Linked DNA regions of Homo sapiens: region 2 is linked to region 1. Evidence: read pairs that join two places in POLR2A ChIA-PET (ENCODE). Cell type or tissue: B cell. All regions are shown on one strand.

What was found. Peaks named below come from ENCODE experiments on the same cell type or tissue, not always from the same donor. Only the 100,000 strongest peaks of a DNase experiment are listed, where the experiment ranks them.
Region 2: POLR2A ChIA-PET joins it to region 1 with 11 read pairs; 2 of 35 experiments call an interaction of 5 or more read pairs at or near these places.

Annotation. Positions count from the first base shown.
Region 1 is chr17:42,645,144-42,650,143 of GRCh38, reverse strand. It overlaps the pseudogene ATP5MGP7 and the pseudogene HMGB3P27. Among named protein-coding and RNA genes, the nearest start is that of TUBG2, 12 kb to the left of the region's middle. In B cell, no CTCF peak of the experiment used is centred here; a DNase peak (open chromatin) is centred at 2,130; H3K27me3 peaks cover 1,594 bases.
Region 2 is chr17:42,374,569-42,379,568 of GRCh38, reverse strand. All of the region lies in intron 1 of STAT3 (signal transducer and activator of transcription 3), which reads left to right. Among named protein-coding and RNA genes, the nearest start is that of STAT3, 11 kb to the left of the region's middle. In B cell, no CTCF peak of the experiment used is centred here; a DNase peak (open chromatin) is centred at 258; H3K4me3 peaks cover 591 bases; H3K27ac peaks cover 1,161 bases.

The sequences.
Region 1 (5,000 bases):
CAGAGCAAGACTCCGTCTCAAAAACAAAACAAAATAAAACAAAAAAGAAAAGGAAAAATTAAAACAATGATGGCAAAGAGCCGACGCTCTTTATGTGAAGGGAGTTGTACTAAATTCATATTTTAGTTGTGAAATAGAACAAAATGGGATGTTTCTGTAGTTGTTTTTGTTTTTTTTTTTTCGGAGAGGGAGTCTTGCTCTGTCGCCCAGGCTAGAGTGCAGTGGCGCGATCTCGGCTCACTGCAAGCTCCGCCTCCCGGGTTCACACTATTCTCCTGCCTCAGCCTCCTGAGTAGCTGGGACTACAGCCGCTGCCACCGCGCCTGGCTAATTTTTTGTGTTTTTAGTAGAGACGGGGTTTCACCGTGTTAGCCAGGATGGTCTCGATCTCCTGACCTTGTGATCCGCCCGTCTTGGCCTCCCAAAGTGCTGGGATTACAGGCTTGAGCCACCGCGCCCAGCCCTGTTTCTGTATTGTTTTCTCAAGGAACAGGAAAAAGAAAATAAGCCTAAAAGTAATCCTGTTTGTAGATCATTTGATTATTCTTTTTTTATTATGCATCTATACTAGGCTGGAACACTGGAATTTTTTTCTTGATAGTTTTTTTTTTTTTTTTTGAGATGGAGCCTTGCTCTATCGCCCAAGCTGGAGTGCAGTGGCGCGATGTCGGCTCACTGCAAACTCCACTCCTTCAGTTCACGCCATTCTCCTGCCTCAGCCTCCCAAGTAGCTGGAACTACAGGCGCCCACCACCACGCCCAGCTAATTTTTTGTATTTTTAGTAGAGATGGGGTTTCACCGTGTTAGCCAGGATGGTCTCGGTCTCCTAACCTTGTGATCCGCCCACCTCAGCCTCCCAAAGTGCTGGGATTACCGGTGTGAGCCACCGCGCCCGGCCCCTTTTCTTTATAGATTTATTTGCCATATATATATTTTTTTCTTTCCAACTCTTATTCTAGGTTCAGTGGGTACACCTGCAAGTTTGCACACTGTTTTGTTTTGTTTTGTTTTGTTTTGAGACGGAGTTTCACTCTTGTTGCCCAGGCTGGAGTGCAACGGCACGATCGGTTCACTGCAACCTCCGCCTCCCAGGTTCAAGCGATTCTCCTGCCTCAGCCTCCCCAGTAGCTGAGACTACAGGCATGAGCCACAACGCCCGGTTAATTTTGTATTTCTAGTAGAGACACGGTTTCTCCATGTTGGCCAGGCTGGTCTCAAACTCCTGACCTCAGGTAATCCACCTGCCTCGGCCTCCCAAAGTGTTGGGATTACAGGTGTGAGCCACCACGCCCGGCCTTGCACACTATTTTAAGCTCAGAAAATAGAGATAGCAAACCAAAGTCATATGGTTTTGTGAAGGCAATAGACATACCAAAAAGTTAGCACCGAGTGTAGAATACAGAACTCCTCGTCTTCATCTTCCTCTTCCACCTTTTTCTGGGCAACTTTAGCAGGACCCTTTGCGCCATCAGACTTTCCTTTCGACTTATAGACAGCAACATCCTTCTCATACTTTTCCTTCAGCTTTGCCGCCTGAGTGATGTAAGGCTGCTTTTCACTGTCATTTAAGTTCTTCCACATCTCACCCAGCTTTTTTGCCACGTCTCCAATAGGGATGCCGGGGTTTGTGGATTTGCTCTTGGGGCAGAATTCTGAACAGAACAGGAAGAATCCAGACGGTGGCCTTTTGGGGGCATTAGGATCCTTCTTCTTGCCTCCTTTAGCTGGTCCATAATCCTTAATTTCCTGATCATAGTGCACTTTATCCGCCTTTGCCAGTTCATTGAATTTAGATTTCTCTTTCTTGGACATTGTCTTCCACCTCTCAGAGCACTTTTTGGAAAATTCTGCAAAATTGATGGGGACTTTTGGGTTTTTCTTCTTATGTTCTTCTCTGCACGTCTGCACAAAGAAGGCATAAGCAGACATCTTGCCCTTTGGTTTCTTGGGGTCACCTTTAGCCATCCTGACTGTATTGTTCACTAGTCTTGTTCTTCAAATATTATAGCCAATCATGCCACACTTGCCTGTGATCTCTCCAACATAAAACCACATTCACACCTCAGTGGCCACCAAATCATTCAGCACCACTTCCTTAACTGTGAGCGGTTTGAAGCTACCAGTTTGAGCACTAGTGACTTATTTTTTTCCCCCAGGCTTTGGATAGCTCTAGGGATCTCAACAGGGGTGGAGGAACCAGCTCAACTTTGGCATAGTACCAAAATGTGGCCAGTTGAGGTTTCACATAAGTCACAGCAGCATTGTTCACTAGCGCCAGAGTCACCTCTGTGAGGTTACGGACAAATTAGGCCGTGGTTCTAGGATGGAAAGTCCGTCACCCCAAACAGGCAGCTGAACATCCAAAAGATTGGTTTTATAGACAGAAAAGGACTGAGGAAAGCAGAAACAGAGAACAAAAAGTGGATTGGTTGTTTCAAAGCGATTTCCTTACAGGATTGAAACAGAGGGGGCCTCATTATCATGGCAACAGGTAAACTGAGCTCTTTAGATTGGGTGCTGTGAATCTCGTGGTGTGGTTTTTTAAAATTTATTTAATTTAATTTTTTTTTTTTTTGAGACAGAGTCTCGCTCTACCACCCAGGTTGGAGTGCTATGGCATGATCTTGCCTCACTGCAAACTCCGCCTCCCAGGTTCAAGCGATTCTCCTGCCTCAGTCTCTCGAGTAGCTGGGATTACCAGCGCGCACCACCATGCCCAGGTAATTTTTGTATTTTTAGTAGAAACCAGGTTTCACCATGTTGGCCAGGCTGGTCTCAAACTCCTGATCTCAAGTGATCCTCCTGCCTTGGCCCTCAAAGTGCTGGGATTACAGGCATGAGCCACTGTGCCTGGCCTTTTTTTCTTTCTTTTTTTTTTTTTTTTGAGATGAAGTTTCACTCTTGTTGCCCAGGCTGGCACGGTGCAGTGGTGCGATCTCGGCTCACTGCAACCTCTGCCTCCTGGGTTCAAGCGATTCTCCTGCCTCAGCCTCCCAAGTAGCTAGGATTACAGGCATGCACCACCACACCCAGCCTAAAGTACCTTTTTCTGTCTCCATATGACTCCATTTCCCTGCAGCCTCAGATGCCAACTCGTTTCCTCTTTGGAGCTTTCTGCCGCCTAGGCTCTTGCAGTATTCTTCTCTATGGCTGTGCCTTTAGCTGCAAATAAAAAAAAAAGAATCCAAGTCAAGTAGCTTGAACCATAGGAAAAATATACCTCACATTTGAAGAGCTTCAGGGCTGATTAATTTGAAGGCTCAGCAGTGTCATCAGGGACTTGGGTGCCTTCCACCTTTTTTTTTTTTTTTTTTTTTTTTTGAGATAGGGTCTCACTCTATCACCCAGGCTGGAGTACAGTGGCATGATTTTGGCCCGCCACAGCCTCGACGTCTGGGCTCAAATGATCCTCCTGCCTCAGCCTCCCAAGTAGCTGGGAGTACAGGCATGCACCACCATGCCCAGCTAATTTTTTTGTTTTTTTTTTTTTTTTGGTAGAGACAGGGTTTCACCATGTCACCCAGACTAGTCTTGAACTCCTGGGATCAAGCAATCTGCCTGCCTTGGCCTCCCAAAGTGCTGGGATTACATGCATGAGCTGTTGCTCCCAGCTACCGTCCACCATTCTGATCTACCACCCTGAAGACGATGGCTTGTCCTAAAGGTGCTCTCTGCACTGTTCGAGGATGACTGCAGCAGTGTGTGATGGTTAATTGGGTGTATTACTTGACTGGGCTAAGGGATGCCCAGATAACCGGTAAAACATTATTTCTGGCTGTGTCTGTGAGGGTGTTTCTGGAAGGGATTCTCATTTGAGCTGATGAACTGAGTGAAGCAGATGGCTCTCCCAGTGTGGGTAGGCATCACCCAATTCATTAAAGGCCTGAATAGAACAAAAGGATCGAGCAAGGGTGAACTCCCTCTCTCTGCTTGCGCTGAGACACCCATTTCCTCCTACCCTCGGACTTGGGCTTCCAAACTCAGAGTGGGACCCACATCATTGGCCCTCAGCTGATTACCTGGCGTTTGGACTCAGACAGAATTACACACTGGCTTTCCAGGTTCTCCAGCTTGCAGAGAGCATATCATGGGTCTTCCTGGCCTCTATAACCACATGAGCCAATTCCTATAAATCTCCTCATATATAAATATCTATCTGTATATCTATATCTAGAACCTACTGGTTCTGTTTCTCTGGAAAACCCTAATACAAGTCATTCCAATGCTATATCCCAACATGAAAAAATGCAGCTAGAGAGTGTGTCTTTTCCCATATGTCTCTTTATTTTTAACCAATGAGGAGACCTTCCCCAGAAGCCCCCAGAAGTCTTTATCCTCACATCTCACTGGCCTGTATTGTATTATATGCCCCTTCCTAAATCAGTCCCTGGCAGGGAATTGTGATAACAGTGATTGGCTTGGATTAATCAGGACTCATTGCTGAACCACTTGGAGGAAGGGTGGAATGCAAAACGAAATCGAGGCTTTGTCCCAAATGAAGGGGTAGGCAATGAAACCATACTGACACACGCCAGTTTTCTTTCTGCTTTTTTTGCTGGCTCCTTCATTTTTCTTTGCCATTCACTGTCAGGTTGTAGTCTAGTCCTCTTCCAATCTAGGATGTTCCCAGACCACATATTCTCCGTGGAAGATCCTATTCATGCTGTTAAATACAATTTACAGGAGTCCATTGCTTTAGACTAGCCTCCTGTCCTAGGCCCTAGCGATCCAGACCAAACCAGAATGGAGTCACTCATGCTAGATGTTACGTAATCAAACTGAGCTCTGAAACATGCCTATTAAAAAAAAAAAGAAAAGAAAAGCCAGGCGTGGTGGCTCACACCTGTAATCCCAGCACTTTGGGAGGCTGAAGCGGGTGGATCACCTGAGATCAGAAGTTCGAGACCAGCCTAAACAACATGGAGAAACCCCCATCTCTACTAAAAATACAAAATTAGCCAGGCATGGTGGCGCATACCTGTAGTCCCAGTTACTCAGG
Region 2 (5,000 bases), 270 kb after region 1:
GTGGGAGTGAGGAGGCATCCCGGTGGCCAGGTATGAAGCTGGGAGCTGATTGCTGCACATTACTCAGCTGAATTAAATGTGCCCTCACATCTGTGTGTGTGCGTACATGCAAATGTACATGTGTATGAGTTAGTTGGAGGGGTAGACCTTTATTTTCCTGTCCTGTAACTTTCCTTTGCAAACTAATCTGTATTCAGAACAGTGTTGCAGTTAAGAACCACCCAGCTTGTCCATGAAACAGGTTCTCTCACCCCATCTCCCCAGTTTTAGAGAAGGCAGGAAAGAAAAGGCAGTGCTTTTCTTTTTTCCTGGCCGTATGCGGGGCAGGAAGAAGCCAGCAGAGCTTGAAAGAGAAAGTAAACCTTCTGGGAAATAAACGGCTTGGCTTCCCTATTGTGGAGGAGGAGTGCAAATTATTAGGGGGATGTTTGGGTAGTTTTTGTAGAAGCCATTTCTGAAAACTGATTTGGATTAGTGAAGGTAAGCCCAATTTAGGAAAACCCTGCCCAGTCTGGTGTCAGCCACCTGTTTCCCGCTTTGTTTGATTGATTTGATTAGTTTGTGGTATTCTGACCTCTCATTTTTATTACAAGAGTTGGAAGATTTGAGTCTGAACTTGAGCACCTGCTTCGGTGAAAGCTTCCTAAAATGCATGTTTTTTCACATTTTTTCTCATGTTCATTTTGTTTTGCTTTTTAGCAAACACTTTTTCTGACAGAATCTAAAAGCATTAGACTTTTCTTGTTTTCCCCTTCTCTCCCCACAATGTAATCTTGAAAACCCAAATGTTAGCTGTGTAAATTACCTCTCCCGTAAACCAAACAAAGTGCAATATTGCATTGAGTTAGCATTGAAATAGTCGGCCTTTGAATTTTTTTCTACTTGTGGTTTAGACATAATAAATATTTCATCTCAGACTGACTTTCTCGACAAATCAGTTTTGCATTTGGGCCTCTTTTCATCAGTATGTTTAGGGAAAGCACATTTATTGAAACATTAACCAAAATGAAACATAATTAGGAGGCCGGGAGCGATGGCTCACGCCTGTAATCCCAGCACTTTGGGAGACCAAGGCATGTGGATTGCTTGAGGTCAGGAGTTCAAGACCATCCTTGCCGACTTGGTGAAATCCTGTTTCTACTGAAAATACAAAAAACTAGCTGGGTGTGGTGACGCGTGCCTGTAATCCCAGCTACTCTGGAGGCTAAAGCAAGAGAATCGCTTGAACCTGGGAGGCAGAGGTTGCAGTGAGTCGAGATCGTGCCACTGCACTCCAGCCTGGGCAACAGAGACTCCGTCTCAAACAACCAAAAAAACAAAAACAAGCATAATTAGGGTGGTAACGCTTATACATAGGGGCAGGTGGAATAATTGAAGCATTCTGGAGCCAGAAATAATCAACTGATTAAGAATAATCTGGCTGGGTGCGGTGGCTCACGCCTGTAATCCCAGCTACTCAGGAGGCTGAGGCAGGAGAATCGCTTGAACCTGGGAGGTGGAGGTTGCAGTGAGCCGAGATCGCGCCATTGCACTCCAGCCTGGGCTATGGAGCAAGACTCCATCTCAAAAAAAAAAAAAAAAAAAATCCTGTTTCTGCAGAAATATCCCAGGTGTCCTGGGTCAGCAGTGCCCCATAGATTCCACGGACGTTTACCCTAAGTTTTCCAATGGGAGTTCATACCTCTATACCCAGTGAGAATATTTTCTGAGTAATGGGAATGAGATTGGAGATGTAGGGTAGAGAAGATCCATACAGTCTTTGGGTTAAACTTTTTCCTCTTTGCCTAGGAAAGATTAATGCTAATCTTAACCACAGATTTGTAGTAAGAATGTATCAGTTTTGTCATTCAGTTCTAGACTCCAGTTTTCTTTATTGTAATACCAATATTTTAGAGTAAATTTTGAAATGAATCAGTACAAAAGATATGTAGTAAGTGGAAAGTTAGTCCGCACCTTATCCTTGGGACTCTTTCCCAGGGACAGCTAGTTACCTACTATTTATCTCTCCTGAGTTACTTCATATGTATGCATGCAAACATGTTATTCTCTGGGTGTTGTTCCTTCCATATATAGCAGCAAATACACCAAACTCTGTATTTTGCTTTTTGTCACTTTATCTTAGAGAATACTCAATGCAAATACATGTGTATATACCTCATGTTTAAAAAATCTACATAGTAAAATTAGCCAGGCATGGTAGTGTGTGCCTGTAATCCCAGCTACTCGGGAGGCTGTGGTGGGAGAATCACTTGAACCCTGAGATCACACCACTGGACTCCAGCCTGGGCCACAGAGCAAGATTCTGTCTCAAAAAACAAAAACAAAAACAAAAAAACTACAGAGTAGTATTCTAGGCTATGCATATCATAAATTTGATTTCCTAATGATAGGCATAGATGATTTGCCTGGGCGGCAAATTAGCGTTGGCTGTGTCTCAGGAAGAAGCCAACAGGAGGAACCTTATTTTGAGTCAGGTTCCAAAGACAGAAACATTGTCTGACATTTGTTTTTGGGCTTATATGAATAAATCTGTACACATATATTTTTAATGTTTTAATCGTAATATGTATACTATTTGGAAATGTGGCTTTTTAGTTAACAGAGTGCATGTTTTACCCCATTGCACTTAAACATTAACTTGGGGATAATTAAATGAGTCTGTCACTTGGACAGGCAGGAATTGTACCCCCCACAAACCCATAAACCGCCAATTTTTTTTTTTTGAGACAGAGCCTCATTCTGTTGCCCAGGCTGGAGTGCAGTGGTGCGATCTGGGCCCACTGTAAGCTCAGCCTCCCGGGTTCATGCCATTCTCCTGCCTCAGCCTCCCAAGTAGCTGGGACTACAGGCGCCCGTCACAATGCCCGGCTAATTTTTTGTATTTTTAGTAGAGTCGGGGTTTCACCATGTTAGCCAGGATGGTCTCTATCTCCTGACCTTGTGATCCGCCCGCTTTGGCCTCCCAAAGTGCTGGAATTACAGGTGTGAGCCACCGCACCTGGCCGGTTTTTTTTTTTTTTTTTGAGATGGAGTCTTGCTCTGTTGCCAGGCTGGAGTGCAATGGCATGATCTCCGCTCACTGCAACCTCCACCTCCCGGGTTCAAGTGATTCTCCTGCCTCAGCCTCCTGAGTAGCTGGGACTACAGGCGTGTGCCACCACGCACAGCTAATTTTTGTAATTTTAGTAGAGATGGGGTTTCATTAATAATCATTAATATTAGACAACTGTCAGACTCACAGTGGTGGATACAAACTTTCTCAAATTCTGATTTTTACTCTAAAGCTCAAATTTTATCATTGGCAACAAATATTGTCAGTTGCTTTCCCTGAACAGACAGCTTCCCTTCTTTCATTTTTGAGAAAATATCTGCCAGTATCCCAGTTGGTTTATCAATCATTCTTTCTCTTTTTTTTTTTGAGACGGAGTCTCACTCTGTCACCCAGGCTGGAGTGCAGTGGCATGATCTCGGCTCACTGCAACCTCCACCTCCCAGGTTCCAGCAATTCTCCTGCCTCAGCCTCCCGAGTAGCTGGGATTACAGGGGCTAGCAGCCACACCTGGCTAATTTTTGCATTTTTAGTAGAGACAGGGTTTTACCATGTTGGCCAGGCTGATCTTGAACTCCTGACCTCATGATATGCCCACCTTGGCCTCCCAAAGTGCTGGGATTACAGGTGTGAGCCATTGCGCCCGGCTCTATTATTTCTTTTCTTTCTTTCTTTTTCTTTTTTTTTTTTGAGATGGAGTTTCGCTCTTGTTGCCCAGGCTGGAGTGCAATGGCGCGATCTCGGCTCACCACAACCTCCGCCTCCCGAATTCAAGTGATTCTCTTGCCTAAGCCTCCCGAGTAGCTGGGATTACAGGCATGTGCCACCACACCCGTCTAGTTTTGTATTTTTATTAGAGATGGGGGTTTCTCCATGTTGGTCAGGCTGGTCTCGAACTCCCAACCTCAGGAGATCTGCCTGCCTCAGCCTCCCAAAGTACTGGGATTACAGTTTTGAGCCACCTGACCCGGTTTGCTTATTATTTCTTTTAAATTTAAAAAATAATAAATAAAGGGGCCATGAGAGCGAAGAGTTTGAGAAAGGTTGGTCTAAAGGTTTTAACATAAGAATCCCTGGGTTATTTGCTTAAAAAGAAGAAAGAATCTATGGATCTGCCTGAGAGGGTCTGATGTAGTTTATCTGGGGTCATCCTCACAGGCATAGCAGATATTCTGATTCAGATGGTCCTTGGTCCTTAGTTTGAGAAATGTGGCTTTACAAGGCCCATAGAATATAAAGTCTTCTTTGGATTAGTGAAGTCATGTCCACAGGGTTTAGAAAATGTTTTTGTTTTAGAGATAAAGGTAAGTGGAAGAGTAGACATGTAGTGAATGAGGGAAAATGTTTTAGAGATTTCTTTTTATTCTGTTTACTCTTCTTGGTATGCACGTACCTGAATATTAAGGATATTTTATGAAGTCATGACATTACCAGATTAATGTTGGTTTTGTTTTAAGGTACTTTCTGACTGCTGGGGTTAATTCCTACAGACGATTCTGGTAAAGAATAGCCTTTAAGTTTTAAAAGTGTTGACTTATTTCAGATGTCTTAATAAAGTTAACTTCCAGTTATTACATGTAACGTATATAAAGCTCTCATTTTCCTTTATTCTCGTTAATTGTTTGCATAACAAATTCAAAGGGAAATTTGCTTGGCAGAGATCAGATAGCAGAGATGAGATTTAAAAACAGGTAATTTGGCTACTAGCCTGGGAGTTTGAAGATTCCAAGTTTGCATCCATGTGTAGTCACTTAACATTTCTGTCCTTATCTGTAAATGGGAATAACACCTACTTGATAGGGTTGTTACATTATCTTGGCCACCTCAGGTTCTCTTTGGCTGAGTGATTGACTGGAAAACGCAATGTGAATTCATGCTTCAGACTGGGTTCTTTTTTTTTTTTTTTTTTGAGATGGAGTTTCACTCTTATTGCCCAGGCTGGAGTGCAATG